Regions from separate parts of the Homo sapiens genome. Here regions 1 and 3 are each linked to region 2. Evidence: chromatin contacts called from ENCODE Hi-C or POLR2A ChIA-PET data. All regions are on one chromosome and are shown on one strand. Each heading gives the region's core, a stretch centred on a gene start or an enhancer-like site at or near the end of the contact. The rest is flanking DNA. Distances are from core to core; before and after follow the strand shown. Region 1 holds the start of TIGD2 (tigger transposable element derived 2). Region 2 holds the start of AFF1 (ALF transcription elongation factor 1). Region 3 holds the start of GPRIN3 (GPRIN family member 3).

Region 1 (2,700 bases), core at 104-2,603, 2.2 Mb after region 2:
ATGTACCCAAAACAGGCAACCAGGACTTCCAGAAAGGGACTGGCTTGTTGGAAGCCAAATGGAAGGCAGGGAAGAGGGGAGGTCTAAAAGCAGGTATTCTCCAAAAGCCACTTACAACCTCACAACATAACTAGATCAAAGAATTTCTGTCATGCCAGATAGTGGAAGGCTGCTATGTTGAGAAAGGCAATTGAGCAGTTTTGGCGGCGGAGTCAAACAGAAGGCTTAGAATCAACATCTGTTTTCTACAGTATGCTCGCTTTGATTTCCATCTCCAAGTTTCTGAAATTCCAGAAACAGTATATGGCCTTGTCAAAGAAATGACGAATTACTATGTTACTTTGTGTTAACGAAAAGGTTACATTTATGTTCATATGGAAGAGATAATTCACTGAAGAATTTCCAATTTTTCAAACTGACACGCACACACAAGACGGAAAGGAAGGCAGCCTGACCGCGTTTCCCAGGAAACAGGTGGTGCAAGGTGGAGGTGCACCACTCTCTCCTCCAGGAAGGCGGTGACCCTTCCGCAGATGTCTCCGTTGGAAACAAATAAAGGGAGTATCAGTCAAAGCGCAATTCCCCGATTCCACTTGAGAAGCCCCGGGCGTCGAGGCACGGCAGGAAATTTACCACGACGCCTCCCACTGGCTCAAGGGTCTCCCAGGTGCTGTCGATTTTGCAAAGGGTCCGTCTCTACAGCGACTGTGACGAGTTTCGGAGCATCAGCACCGGGGAGCGCTGACCCGACACTCGGCTCTACCGCAGCCCGCCGCGCCTCGGCACCCTGGGCTTGTCCGGCTGGGTGTTGCCGAGCGAACGCCCCAGCTCCTGCCCGGAACCCACGTCCGCCGGCTCCTACCGTGCCTCATGATCCTCGCTCGGGCTAGCACTTTCCACGCGCGCTGACTCTGGGCTCCGACACCTGGACCGCCTCCGCAAGGCGGCGCGGCTGCTGTTTGTAAACACGCCCCACGTGCGCTCGCCCTGCCCCATTCGCAGCCCGCTCCCGGCACGCGAGGATCCTCCGCTTTCCCCCCAGCACTGGGGGGGTGAGATTTTAAAATTTCCCCCTAGGGAGAAAAGAGCCTCGTCGGCAGAGCCGGGCCACTGGGAAAAGCGCCAGGACAAGGCGAGCGTGTGCCTCCCCCTGCCGGCCAGGGAGGCACTGCGGCCCCGAAACGGCCAGGCGGTGAGTGGAACCCACGCAGCGCCTAGAGACGCACCCCTGCCGGGCCCCCGCCCCTCCCGCCCGCTCGCCGGAGTCCCCTCCCCCGGGCCGCGTGCGCTCACCCGCGCAGGCCCCGCCCCCTCGCCGGCACAACGTTCTGCGGGGGCGCGCGCGTGCTCTCTAATCCCCCGCCTTCCGGCTCCGGCGGCGACGCTCGTCCCTCTCCGCTCGTCCCTCGCCGCTGCCGGGCCACCAGTGCCAGCCTGCCTCAGGAGACTCCATTTGCGCTTAGTGTGGTCTGGGCGCCGCGCAGGCGGTCCCAGGGCGATGCCCGGGGCCGGCGGACTGGCGTTCCCTGTGCCAAGCGGCCGCCCGCTGGCTGGCTGGCTGCAGCAGTGACATCCTGGTCGCCGGCGTCCAGGCGGAATCCGGGCTCCCTCCGCGGGAGGAAAGACGTCCCGCGCTCTGAAGCTCGCCCAGCGGGGAGAGGCCCTCGCTAACACGGCTTCTCCCTGACCTCTTAATTTCAGGAGGTAGGCTCTTCAGGTCCCTCTCTCTGTCACCCCAGATTATGCCTGAAAGCATTATTTGTCGTATTTAGCTATCACATTGATAGGAGGCGTTAATTTTCTCAACATAGTTGCAGGATAAATGTGGATAATGCCACAGATCCTGATGTTGAATTGAAAGAAAATGTTTTTGGTATTTTCCTTTAGGTTTCGGAGCCTCCGAGTATCTCTACAGCCCCCACAGGAACTGCTTCTGTTGGTCCATCGAGGATCGTCTTTCACCAGGATTATTGTAACATCATCTTCACCGAGCCTGCCACCCCATAGCCTCTACCTTGGGTCCTCATTTCCACCGATGCAGTTTTTTTGATGCTTTCTTTAGTAATGTGACATCACATGTCCACTATCCTCCTTTCCAGCTGCCAAATCTAGTAGGTTTAAGTCGCTTTTAAAGTAGAGTTTTCTGCCTGTTCCACTTTCACCTTATTTGCACTGTTCACTTCTGTCCGGGTCATCTTCTCTTGCGTATGATTTCCACAAGCACTCACTTGCGCAACCTATAGCAGAGTCCGTGCCTAGAGAGACAGCATTCCATACAATCCACTGCTTGACAAAGACCACATAGTCAGAGGGTGAGTTTTCCCATTGTATTTTCCTGTATGTCAAGTTTGCAAGTCCTCTCTTGACTTAAACTGTTTACTCCCTAGCACATTTCCTAAAATACTTCCACCTGAGATTTAGTGGCTATTCTGGCAAAGAACATTACCTGCAAGGATGGCAAGAATTGAGTATGCAATAGTACTGTTTTAGAAGCCTTACCAGTACAGTTTCTAGCCTCTAGTGTGATTGCACTTCATGAAAGACCCTGAACCCTGAGGAGGAAGAAAGATAGAAGATAAGAGTTAATTGGCGCTAGGCTTTGTTGTAGGAAGTTTGTAAGTTTTAAAATAGCAAGTAGATTCACGTAGACCTTGTCAGGAAATTGGTCACTATCCATCTAGGCCCTAGAAGTGAGAGGAG
Region 2 (2,700 bases), core at 39-2,538:
AACCTTTAAAAGGTGTACAAACACTTTGTAAGAGATGACTCCTGTCCCATCCTGCTCAGGGATGACCAGAACTTTCATCTTAGATAGATACACCACCAGGTTTCATCAGGGACACCTTAATTATTTTAGCTGTCTAGGTAAACCAATCTCCCGATGGGAGGATATGGAGTAGGGCGAAGAGTTATATTTTGGAAAACAATCCATGGGAAATTAAGTCAAGTAGCCAAAGGTTTAATTTGGAAATGCAAATATCCATCAATTAGGTTTTCAATTATGTGGACAATAAAAGAGTTGAGCAGAGCAGTAGAGACAAACAAAATTAAAAAGAGAAAAGGCAGAGAAGGCAGGGAGGGGCTTATTTTCACACATTATACCAATTTACATTACACATCATATTAAATTTAAGTAAGGCGCTTTTCTTCATCCAAATAATTTCACCCATTTTAAACCATAAAATACTGTCGGCGAAATCTCATCTGGGCCATTTGATGTAATCTTTCTGCGTCCCTTTCAGGAAGGAAGGTGCGACAACACAATGAAGACAGCCTGTTGCTTTCCTTGGTATGTTTACAGCAGGAATCGGGCAGCGACTTAACTAGACATAAGTTTCCCCTTCTTCCCATGGGTCTATTTGCCAAAGCCCCCTGCACCTATTAGAATTTTCTGAGGTTGGGCTGGTGGAGAGCAGAAACCCGGAGGCTAGATTCAGGAGACCTGGTTTCCCATGCCACTTAGTAGCCTGTGACATTGAGCACAATACTTACTTTTCGGCGCTTCCGTTTCATTATTTGGGAAATGGGAACAATATATCTGTTTTATAAGATTGTTGTGAAGATGAAACAGGCCTGTGTGTGAAAGGCCTTTTCTAAATTGTAAAGCGCTCCCCAGATGTTAGTTATTATCTCCTTTAAAGGGCACAGAATCTGTTTCAATATTATAGGAGGTTGCAAAAAGGCTCCTTGACACTTTTTGCTCAGAACTTGACCCTGAGCTTAATCTCGCCGTAAAGTGAAAGGGTTCTTGCGCCCCCACAGCAGCCCGGGGCAGGGTCACCCTCGCGACCGGGGCGGTCATTGCCGTATTCCGTCCTGAGCTGCCGCTCCCCCACGATCCTCCCACCAATCCCGGGAGGGCCGCGACGTCCCTTGCCGCTTGGGTGGCGCCAGCTAGAGGGCGCGGGCCGGGGCGGAACCCGGTACCGCAGCTCGGGAGGTGGGGGTGGGGGCGGGGCCTCGCGCGGAGGGCGTGGCCTCGGGGCGTCCCGGGCAGCCGGCGTGCTGAGCTTGCCAGCCAGCTAGCGAGCGACGGGCGCGCGCGGCCCCTGCGCACTCGGCCGCCGCCTGCGCGCGTTGCGGCCGCAGCTGCACCTTTGCCTCCGCGGTTCCGCAGCCGAGCCCCGGGAGGAGGCGCTCCCCTGCGTCGTCCGCACTTGCGCCCTTTCCCACCGCAACAGGTCAGGGGAGGGCGGAGGTGACGAGGGCGCCCGACCCGGGACTAGAGGACGGAAGGGTCTGGAAGGTGAGCGCAGCCCTGCGCCACCCAGGGCTGGGGGTCGATCCGCCCGGCCCCCGACGCCGCCGCCGCGGACTTCTCGGAAGCCGAGGCTCTCCCCGCCTCTCTGCCGGCTTCCCAGCACGCTGACTCAAGTCGCTGGCGTTCCCACTTTTCCGGTGGGAGCCCTCGGGGAGAACGGGCTAGGGCTCAGAGCTCTCACCGCCCTACTTGCGATCCCGCGGCAGGTAGCGCGTAGAAAAACAGGGGACGGGGACATGGGAAGAGACCCATGCTCCTCCCTCACGCGCAGCCCCCAAGTCAGACGTTTGCCTGTGCACCCCGCGTTTTGCGGAGAGCTGTCCCGTTGTTGGGACCTGCTACTTGAGTTGCGTAATGAGTCCCAGAAGTTTCTCGGGGGGAGGGGGCGGGGAAAAGTGGGGTTCTTCTCTCCTGCACCCCGGGACCCTTCCCTGTGCCTGTCGTGGAGAGAGATGAGGGCTTCCCGCCGCGTCTCGCTGAGAGCAGGAGGGAGGCGTGTGTCGGTGGTCCGTAGCCTCCGGGGAGGAGTTGGAGCCACCTTCTGAGACTTAACTTCAGGGACAGAGGGAGAGGCGTCTTTAGTATGGGACTGGTTAATTTCTCTTGATAATGCTTTTTTCCCTCGGGTGTCCCATCCTCTGTGGCCGTCGCAACCCCACCCTCCGACGGTGCGAGCGCCGGAGCCAGCGAATGAGAGGGGAGAGAAGGTGGAGAGTGTGAATCACACGTTACCTTAGTGTAATGGTAGTTGCATTAATGGAGCTGCGACGGGCCTGCGGGCGGTTCGATACCGTCCGGCTAGTTTTCTCTTCCCGGAGCTTCTCCACCACCAGCACCCGCAAATTGTTATGCAGATCATCCCGGGAAGGCACTTGGCTTTGGAGGTGGAGATGTGTCCGAATCTCCCTTGAACCAGTCTCTGTTAGGGGGAAAGGCCTTGCAGCCAAGTGATTTGTTTTAAGGGTGGAGCCGGAGATAATTTTAAACACCCTCCCCCTTGGTGCACGTTGCGGGGTGTGACTCACCACGGGGAAATCAGACTGATTTAAAACCTTCAGTGCAAACTTGTAAATTAAGGCGAAGACCCAGTGTTCCCTGGGACAGTTGCAAAGTGAGAAGAGCTCAGAAACTGAAGCACAGAAACGTTAGGTAGGAGTCTGAGAGGCG
Region 3 (2,700 bases), core at 133-2,632, 2.4 Mb after region 2:
CAAAGCCTTAATCAACCCTCTCTCCCAAATCTTGCTGGTGTTGTAAACACTTCAGTTTCTTCTAGTCCCACCATGACCCAGATACCTTGCAAAAACAAAATAAAAACATAGTCCAATGGATCTTTAAACAAATGTGTTGTGAAAATATTTAGATGGAGCATACCCAAGTACCGCTTTAACCAAGAGGAAGAAGACACCTTACTCAAAGGTGGGTGCTTCTTGAGTGACTGCTCAGAGCTCTGTTTCTCCCCTCCCCCTCCAAGCCCTTGCCTTTTGCCCACCTCCTCGGCTGCTTTGTGGACATTCACATCGTCTTAACCTTGAACTGCCTACACCCCAAGCGGTGATTTCTCCCAATGGCCCTCCAGAAAGCCCTTGAAACCTGGTCTGGATTCGATGCCTTCCCATCACCCAAAATTCACTTCCCAGTGGCATATTAAGTACCTCTCCTTTTTTCCCTCTTTCACTGTCCATTATTGCGTCTGAAATGATGCCTACATCGTTTCCATCTGCCTGGAGAGCATGAAGATCTTCTGTGTGTGTTGGCTGACAGGCTCCTTCAGACCTCTTCTAAAGCCCATCTTGAAAGAACCGTTTATCACCTCTAGTCTCTACCCTGATTTAATGTGGTTCCAAAGTTCGCCTCTATTAGTGAACATGTCTCTACAACGATTTCCCTTTATCAACCCCTGCCCGCCCTTCCTCTTCTTTCTGCCTACCTCAAGAAAACCTATTTACATATGCATTTATGTATGTGTGTGTATATACACACACATACATACATCCATATGTAATATATATTTCTATGTTTTGACCTTAAAGGGGATAAGCATAGGAAAATGAGACAAATGTCACACACACACACACACACACACACACACCCCTCATATTCGGATATTCGCAGTGTGCAGACCCGATTGATTATAAATTTCCCTGCCCACGATCAGCAGGCGTCTTCTCCCATTTACCTTCAAAGCCAGAGCCAAAGAGAGCAATGACCTTGCAGAGAAATTCATCACCTGCGAGAAAGACTGCCCCTCCTAGAGCGCAGGATGGGACAGAGACAAGAGCAACAGGCAAAGGATCCCTGTGCAAAATGTGGGACCGAATCCCTTCCGCATCCCTACAGAGCACACCACCAGGCTCCGGTCCCCCGCGCTGGCCGCCAGGCGGAGGTGCGCAGGGGGCGTCTCCTACCTGCTCTGCCCGGCTCCGCGGCGCGGCGGGGCCACTGCCTGCGCTGTGGCGGGGGCTTCCCGTCGCATATCCCAAGCACCGTCTCTCGGCGCCACACCGATGGCTCCGGCGGGCCCGCGAGCTGAGGTCCTTCTCAGCCCGGTCCCGGAGCGAGCTCCGTGCGTTCAGGAACTGAAATTACTATGCCAAGAGCAGAGGCGGCGCGCAGCAGTCGGGCGTAGACCGAGGGGGCTGCCCCCACCGCGGGGCTGCAGACGCCGCCGCCGCCCCCGCCGGGCGCAGAGCCAGTTTGGAGGTGAGAGTTCACTTGCCCGACTGTTCATCCGTCAGGCCCGGGGTGTACCCATCTGTCCAGCGCTGCCCAGCCTGAGCATCCGAGAGAGGGGCGACAGCTTTGCAGGCGGCGGCGGCGGCAGCAGCAGCGGCGGCAGCAGGAGGCCGAGCTCCGCCCCCTCCAAACCCCCTCCCCCGCCTTCCCGGTCCTGGGGGAAAGTGTTGCAGCCCAGGCTGCTGAGCGCCGGGCCGGGAGCTAGGAGGGGTCTGGTGGGTTGTGGTTCTGCACCCCTGGAGACCAGAGACAGATGGAAAGTTAAGAAGGGATTAAGGAAGAGGGCTGGGGACCCAGAGCGATTTAGCAGGCATTCTGGCCCTTGCTCCCTCCCACAGGTCACCAGACTCCATGGCTGAGTCTAGACTCTAGCAGAAGGTTTCCAATAAAGCCACGTGCAGTGGAGATCTGAAAGCAAGATCATCCGATAAGTAATATGTTTTGCAAAATGTACAGTATCCTGCGTATTCGGAGAGGCACTGCTGACAGTGTTCCTGTCCCCATCCCCTTCCCGCTACCCCATGGGCTTGGAGGGCTTTGAGGGCTTTGGAAATCTTCCCTGTTGAGCAGCTCCAGAATCCTGAATGGATGTGTAGTATGGTTAGCAGCTGTAGATGGTGCAAAATGATACGATGAAAAGAGCTTCATTATTAACTGGGTATTTGTTGGAAGGCTCTGTGAAAAATGCCTTACATACAGCCTCAGCCTCTTTAATTCTTACTACAACCCATTGAGGTGCCTTACCATGTGGACGAGGAAACAGGCTTATATGATCTAAACACTTTGCTTGAGGTCACACAGTAGTAACCTGCTCAGCTGGGATTCAAACCAATCCAAAATATATCCTCTCATCTAGTACACAGGACTCACCTAGGGGGTCTTGTTAAAATGCTGATTGTGATCCAATAGGTCTGGGGTAGGGACTGAGGAAACGCTTTTTTAGTTTTTTGTTGTTGTTGTTTTTTGTTTTTTGCTTCGTCTCCTAGGCTGGAGTGCAGTGGCGCGCTCTCGGCTCACTGCAAGCTCCGCTTCCCGGGGTCAAGCGATTCTCCTGCCTCAGCCTCCCAAGTAGCTGGGATTACAGGCGCCCACCACCACGCCCGGCTAATTTTTGTATTTTTAGTAGAGACAGGGTTTCTCCACGTTGGCCAGGCTGGTCTGGAACACCTGACCTC

What was found. A loop is a pair of places that touch in the nucleus more often than their neighbours do. ChIA-PET counts read pairs that join two places held with the same protein, here RNA polymerase II (POLR2A). Pooled maps may share reads with other maps.
Region 1: a loop to region 2 is called in a map of CD8-positive, alpha-beta T cell, with 11 times the contacts of the local background. The contact joins the promoter of TIGD2 here to the promoter of AFF1 in region 2. A Hi-C loop is called at or near these places in 3 of 168 maps with a recorded cell type or tissue (CD4-positive, alpha-beta T cell, CD8-positive, alpha-beta T cell and naive thymus-derived CD4-positive, alpha-beta T cell) and 7 of 50 pooled maps. POLR2A ChIA-PET finds 5 or more read pairs at or near these places in 1 of 52 experiments (A673).
Region 3: a map of CD8-positive, alpha-beta T cell shows a loop between it and region 2 (6-fold over the local background). The contact joins the promoter of GPRIN3 here to the promoter of AFF1 in region 2. A Hi-C loop is called at or near these places in 4 of 168 maps with a recorded cell type or tissue (CD4-positive, alpha-beta memory T cell, CD8-positive, alpha-beta T cell and naive thymus-derived CD4-positive, alpha-beta T cell) and 9 of 50 pooled maps. POLR2A ChIA-PET finds 5 or more read pairs at or near these places in 1 of 52 experiments (activated CD4-positive, alpha-beta T cell).

Annotation. Positions count from the first base shown.
Region 1 is chr4:89,110,180-89,112,879 of GRCh38, forward strand. TIGD2 (tigger transposable element derived 2) reads left to right here and starts at 1,354. Exons shown (of 2, transcript NM_145715.3): 1 at 1,354-1,704; 2 at 1,888-2,700. RefSeq lists enhancers at 862-971, 1,002-1,081 and a silencer at 1,162-1,611.
Region 2 is chr4:86,933,723-86,936,422 of GRCh38, forward strand. It overlaps AFF1 (ALF transcription elongation factor 1), which reads left to right and starts at 1,289. Exons shown (of 21, transcript NM_001166693.3): 1 at 1,289-1,518. It overlaps AFF1-AS1 (AFF1 antisense RNA 1), which reads right to left and starts at 1,128. Exons shown (of 3, transcript NR_038841.1): 1 at 765-1,128. It also overlaps a transcript of C4orf36 not described here. RefSeq lists silencers at 994-1,743, 2,214-2,352 and enhancers at 1,665-2,206, 2,207-2,700, 2,604-2,700.
Region 3 is chr4:89,306,418-89,309,117 of GRCh38, forward strand. GPRIN3 (GPRIN family member 3) reads right to left here and starts at 1,383. Exons shown (of 2, transcript NM_198281.3): 1 at 1,198-1,383. RefSeq lists silencers at 1,333-1,382, 1,393-1,462.